2 separate regions of the Homo sapiens genome follow, and region 1 is linked to region 2. Evidence: read pairs that join two places in POLR2A ChIA-PET (ENCODE). Cell type or tissue: Panc1. All regions are shown on one strand.

The links. ChIA-PET counts read pairs that join two places held together with the same protein. Peaks named below come from ENCODE experiments on the same cell type or tissue, not always from the same donor. Only the 100,000 strongest peaks of a DNase experiment are listed, where the experiment ranks them.
Region 1: POLR2A ChIA-PET joins it to region 2 with 7 read pairs; 8 of 35 experiments call an interaction of 5 or more read pairs at or near these places.

The regions. Positions count from the first base shown.
Region 1 is chr17:50,667,443-50,669,942 of GRCh38, forward strand. It overlaps ABCC3 (ATP binding cassette subfamily C member 3), which reads left to right. Exons shown (of 31, transcript NM_003786.4): 12 at 112-315; 13 at 421-567; 14 at 988-1,075; 15 at 1,411-1,477; 16 at 1,698-1,824; 17 at 1,910-2,086. Among named protein-coding and RNA genes, the nearest start is that of ABCC3, 34 kb to the left of the region's middle. In Panc1, no CTCF peak of the experiment used is centred here; no DNase peak of the experiment used is centred here; H3K27ac peaks cover 1,929 bases.
Region 2 is chr17:50,611,725-50,614,224 of GRCh38, forward strand. The region is part of intron 26 of CACNA1G (calcium voltage-gated channel subunit alpha1 G); the gene reads left to right. Among named protein-coding and RNA genes, the nearest start is that of ABCC3, 22 kb to the right of the region's middle. In Panc1, no CTCF peak of the experiment used is centred here; no DNase peak of the experiment used is centred here.

The sequences.
Region 1 (2,500 bases), 56 kb after region 2:
GGCAGCGTGGAATGGCTGCAATGGATGAGAATGGATGGAAGGTAGGACCCTGTGAGCAGGAGGTCAGGGGAGGGAGCAGGTGTGCCACTGACACTCTTTCTGCCTGCACAGGTAAAGCAAATGAAATTGAAGGACTCGCGCATCAAGCTGATGAGTGAGATCCTGAACGGCATCAAGGTGCTGAAGCTGTACGCCTGGGAGCCCAGCTTCCTGAAGCAGGTGGAGGGCATCAGGCAGGGTGAGCTCCAGCTGCTGCGCACGGCGGCCTACCTCCACACCACAACCACCTTCACCTGGATGTGCAGCCCCTTCCTGGTGAGGCTTGGCACAGGGCTGGGTCCCTGCCTCCAGGGCTCTGGGTGCCCAGGCATGGCCAGGGCTCATTGGACTCTACCCTGACACCACCTCCACGCTGCTCAGGTGACCCTGATCACCCTCTGGGTGTACGTGTACGTGGACCCAAACAATGTGCTGGACGCCGAGAAGGCCTTTGTGTCTGTGTCCTTGTTTAATATCTTAAGACTTCCCCTCAACATGCTGCCCCAGTTAATCAGCAACCTGACTCAGGTAACCCTGGGTAGGGCTGGGGGCTCTACTGGAGTTGGAACAGGTTGTTGGGGTCAGGGAAGGGTCACTTAGGGCAAGGGATAATCAGGGGGAGTTATTGGATTCAGGGAAGGTTGCTAGCATTATGAAGAGCTATTCAAGGTTGAATGAGGTCATTAAGGTCAGGGGTCATTTGGAGTCACAGGTGGTCAGGTCGGGTGTCTGGAAACCTGAGTTCTGTAGATAGCCTCCTCTTACCAACCTGGACTTTCTCTTTGGGCAGTGGGAGCCATGGAAGACTCAGTCGTGGGAGGGACCCCAGTGCTAGTGTCTGGGCCCTCAGGGGGTCCTGCCTAGCCCAGGATGCTGGGGATGGGGCGAGGGTAGGGGTTGGGGGTTGGGAAAGTACAGTCTCTAGGGCTGACTCACATCCTCCCGTAGGCCAGTGTGTCTCTGAAACGGATCCAGCAATTCCTGAGCCAAGAGGAACTTGACCCCCAGAGTGTGGAAAGAAAGACCATCTCCCCAGGTCTAGAGAGCCCCTACCTGGGCTGCCTGCCCCAGTCCTTGCTCCAGAAAAACCTCTGTTTCAAGCTTTTCCTTTGTTCTCTCCTGACCCCTTTTCTTCTTCCTCTGTTCACATCTGCTTCGACTCTGACCTCCTCCCTCTTCCGGGTTCTCTGCTCTCCTCCGCCCTCCTCCACAGGGCTCCCCACATCCCTTTCTTCCTCCCTTTTCCCAAGGATCCCCTCCCCATGGCCCAGGCTCCTCCCCTGTCCTCCTTTCCCCTGCCCCCCAGCCTCCCTGCAGGCTACCCCATCCCTTGAGCTCCCTCCCTGACCCTGCCCACCTTGGTCCTCTCAGGCTATGCCATCACCATACACAGTGGCACCTTCACCTGGGCCCAGGACCTGCCCCCCACTCTGCACAGGTACCAGCTTCTCCCACTCCCTTCCCAGCTGCCCACGGTGGGCTGGAAGTTCAGATCAATAGCAGCACCCTGCAAAGCCTTTGACCAAGAATGCAGGAAGAGCTTCAGCCTGCCAGGGGGGTGTCTGGAAGGGCGGAGGGCTTGGTTCTGCAGGTGGAGGGTTGGAGACCAAAACCCTGATCCCTGCCTCTAACTGGACTCCTGGGGTCCTTGCCCCCAGCCTAGACATCCAGGTCCCGAAAGGGGCACTGGTGGCCGTGGTGGGGCCTGTGGGCTGTGGGAAGTCCTCCCTGGTGTCTGCCCTGCTGGGAGAGATGGAGAAGCTAGAAGGCAAAGTGCACATGAAGGTGAGAGAGGCAGGGGCTCCTGGGCAGGGTGTGGGGCTCAGCCAGGCCTTGGGCAAGCCCCGAGGTAAATTTCTCCTGTGGCCAGGGCTCCGTGGCCTATGTGCCCCAGCAGGCATGGATCCAGAACTGCACTCTTCAGGAAAACGTGCTTTTCGGCAAAGCCCTGAACCCCAAGCGCTACCAGCAGACTCTGGAGGCCTGTGCCTTGCTAGCTGACCTGGAGATGCTGCCTGGTGGGGATCAGACAGAGATTGGAGAGAAGGTACAGAGTCCTCTTCCATCCCTAAGAGGCTAGGGCATAGAGCTGCCCACCTCAACCCAGCCCAGGTCCATATATTCATCCCTTCATTCACACATTGGTGTAACGTTATGCCCAACTCTGTGCCAGGCACTGGGGAAACAGATCTATTAGCAGATCTGTTTAGTGAACAAGTAGGAACTATTGAATATTCTAGGAGCCAGGCTGAAGGCCTGTGCAGGGTACAGGGAGGGCACAGCAGGGAGCCTACATAAGGAAGAGCATCACTTTTTTTTTTTCTTTCTTTCTGAGATAAGGCCTCACTCTGTTGCCCAGGATGGAGTGCCATGGTGACATCATGGGACGCTGCAGCTTGGAACTCCTGGGCTCAAGTGATCCTCTCGCCTCAGCCTCCTGAGTATCTGGGACCACAGGCAC
Region 2 (2,500 bases):
CACACTCACCCCAAAACATCCTAGCACAGGGCTAGCCCACAGAGACTTTTCCACCTTGGGTGTTATCCCAGAAATCAACACATGCAGACTCTCATGGCTCCTAAGACGTGACTCACCCACTCAGTGCTAAACACTCTCGTGACCCTTGCACTGCACTCCCATTCCGGGTACCTTCTGCTGTGCTCCTGAAGTGGATAGACCCCACTGTATCCTGGGGTGGCACACGCAGGCATGTACACCAGTTACCTTCCCTGGCTGTTGGTGAGGACTCAGAGACCCCGAACAAGGGCTCAGGTCATCCCATATCCCACTTCCTAGGACCTGGAGTTCTGCGTGGCCTATGCCAGAGCTTTTCAAACTTCCATGTGCATAAGAATCACCTGGAAAGCATAAACACAGATTCCTGGGGCTTACCCCAGAGGTTCTCCTACAGCAGTGCAGATGCACTGATCTACCCACCAGGGTGATGGGGACAGAGTCAAACGCAGTCCAGGGCTGCTGAGAATCAAACACGTGCACCGCACCTCCCTGCTAGCACTCCTGTCCTGGTGCTGCTCCCAGCAGGGGCGGGAGAGCCAGACCCTAGGGAAAGGCAGAAGAGCGGAGCCTGTGATTATCTGGGGAATGGGCCTGACCAGAAGCCTGGGTCCACCCCGGCTTCCCAGATGGAGGGAGGGACCGGGGCTGCTGGGTCATCAGGCTGCCCCACGGGACGGCTAAGCCTCCAACACCAGCTCCACTCTCCTTGGCCACCTGTGGCGTCGACCTTCACTCACTCACCCTCTTTCCTTCCACCAGGCCGGGACCCAGTGATCAGGCCTGGCCACGGCAGCTGAAGGTGTGGCCTCTGCCGTGGGGGGCCTGTGTCCTTGGGAGTGACCCCTGTCTTCTGCCTACTCATTGCCACTCCCCTTTGCAAACCCTCCGCCCTGGCCATGCCTTGGGCTCCCTGTGACTCCTACTAACTCACTGCCTGTTGCCTTGCGGCCCTCCTTCTGTACCCTTCCTCCCTCCCTGCCCCGAAGTGGGGACCTGGGCTGCCCTAGATATGCCCTTCCCCCCACTGTCTGACTCTGGTATTTTCTCCACCTAAGGCAGCTCATCCTGGTGGGAGGCAGGGAGGTGGTGCCACAGCTACCAATGCATCAGTGACCACAGGTCCAGGCTCCTCCTGGACTATGGTTGGAGCTCTCAAAGCAGCAGGCTTGCCCAAGGCTCCTCCCAGGGGCTTTCTATTTCTTCTCCACACCTGGGTGCTTGCCTGCAGAGCCGAGGTCCAGAGAGCAGCAAAGGAGGGTGGCATCGCCAGGCCCCAACTTTGGAGGCCTTTGGGCAGACCATCCAGGGGTGTCCTCTGGGCCAAGGCCTCAAAGCCTTGTGTCTGTACCCACCTGGCAACTGGCGAGGGACTCGGGCTGGAAGTTCGGGTCCAGCTCGGTCATGCCTCGTAGCTAGCTGAATGAGTCACTTTTTGCCTGGCTTCATTCTCTCCCTCTGAAAAACAAAGGGGTTGCCCGAGGAGATGCTGATCAGATTGGCCTGGTACTCTTTGGACCTGTGCTCTAATGGGGGATTTCTGGCAGCCTCAGCACCTGCCGTCTGGGGTAGGGGCCAGGGTGGAGGGGTGTTTGTACAGACCTCAGGGGCCGGGACCTGTCTATAAGCAGATGCCCTGCCTCAGTCCTCCTGCCCCGCCTTCCTTCTGGGCCTCTTGGAGGAGGGTCCCGGCTGAATTGAAGCCCACCCACCCCACAGACTCCTAGTGCAAGGCCAGAGTTGGTGGGAGCAGCTGCTCCGTTTGGCCTGGAACTGCCTACAGAGTCAGGCTGGGGTGACGGGGAGAGGAGGGCAACTCTCCCAGCCTCTCCTCTACATTGTCTCAGCTAATAATGGGGCTAATAAGGAGCCGCTTTTTCTAACCTAATTGTATTCAAACATTTTAGTTAATTCTCCATTCATATTTTAGCATAATGGGATCGGGTGCTCTCGGCATTTATGGAGATTAATGCAGAGAAAATGTTCCGGCTGCTCAGGCAATGCAGGGCGACTAGCGCCCTCTGGTTCTTGTGGTACTCAAGGAAGGAAGGAAGAGGCCCGGCCCACCCGGCCCACCCTCCACCATCGCGGTGTGGATGACCCGTAGCCTCCTGTCCTCCCTTGCCCCAGGCTCTCCAGCCCCACACTCTTGGGGCTCTGTTCTCGAACAAACAGAGCCACAGTTGGCTGGCCGATCTCTGAAAACAGGAAGATGGCCTCATGCATGCCTAAGGCGCAGCAGAGTGCCGGGGACTGTCTGCTCCGTGGTCATCCACACCTCAAGGCCGATGCTGGAGAGTGGCCAGGTGGGCCAGGAGCATGGCAGCCCACGAGGCTGGATGTGCAATACCTGGGTGCTCTTCTTCCTTCAGCCTCGGGTGGGGGCCCACCCCAGGCCGCTCCTTGCCTCAGTTTACCTCTCTGTTCAATGGTCCTGTGCATGGGAAAGGACAGTTACATCTGA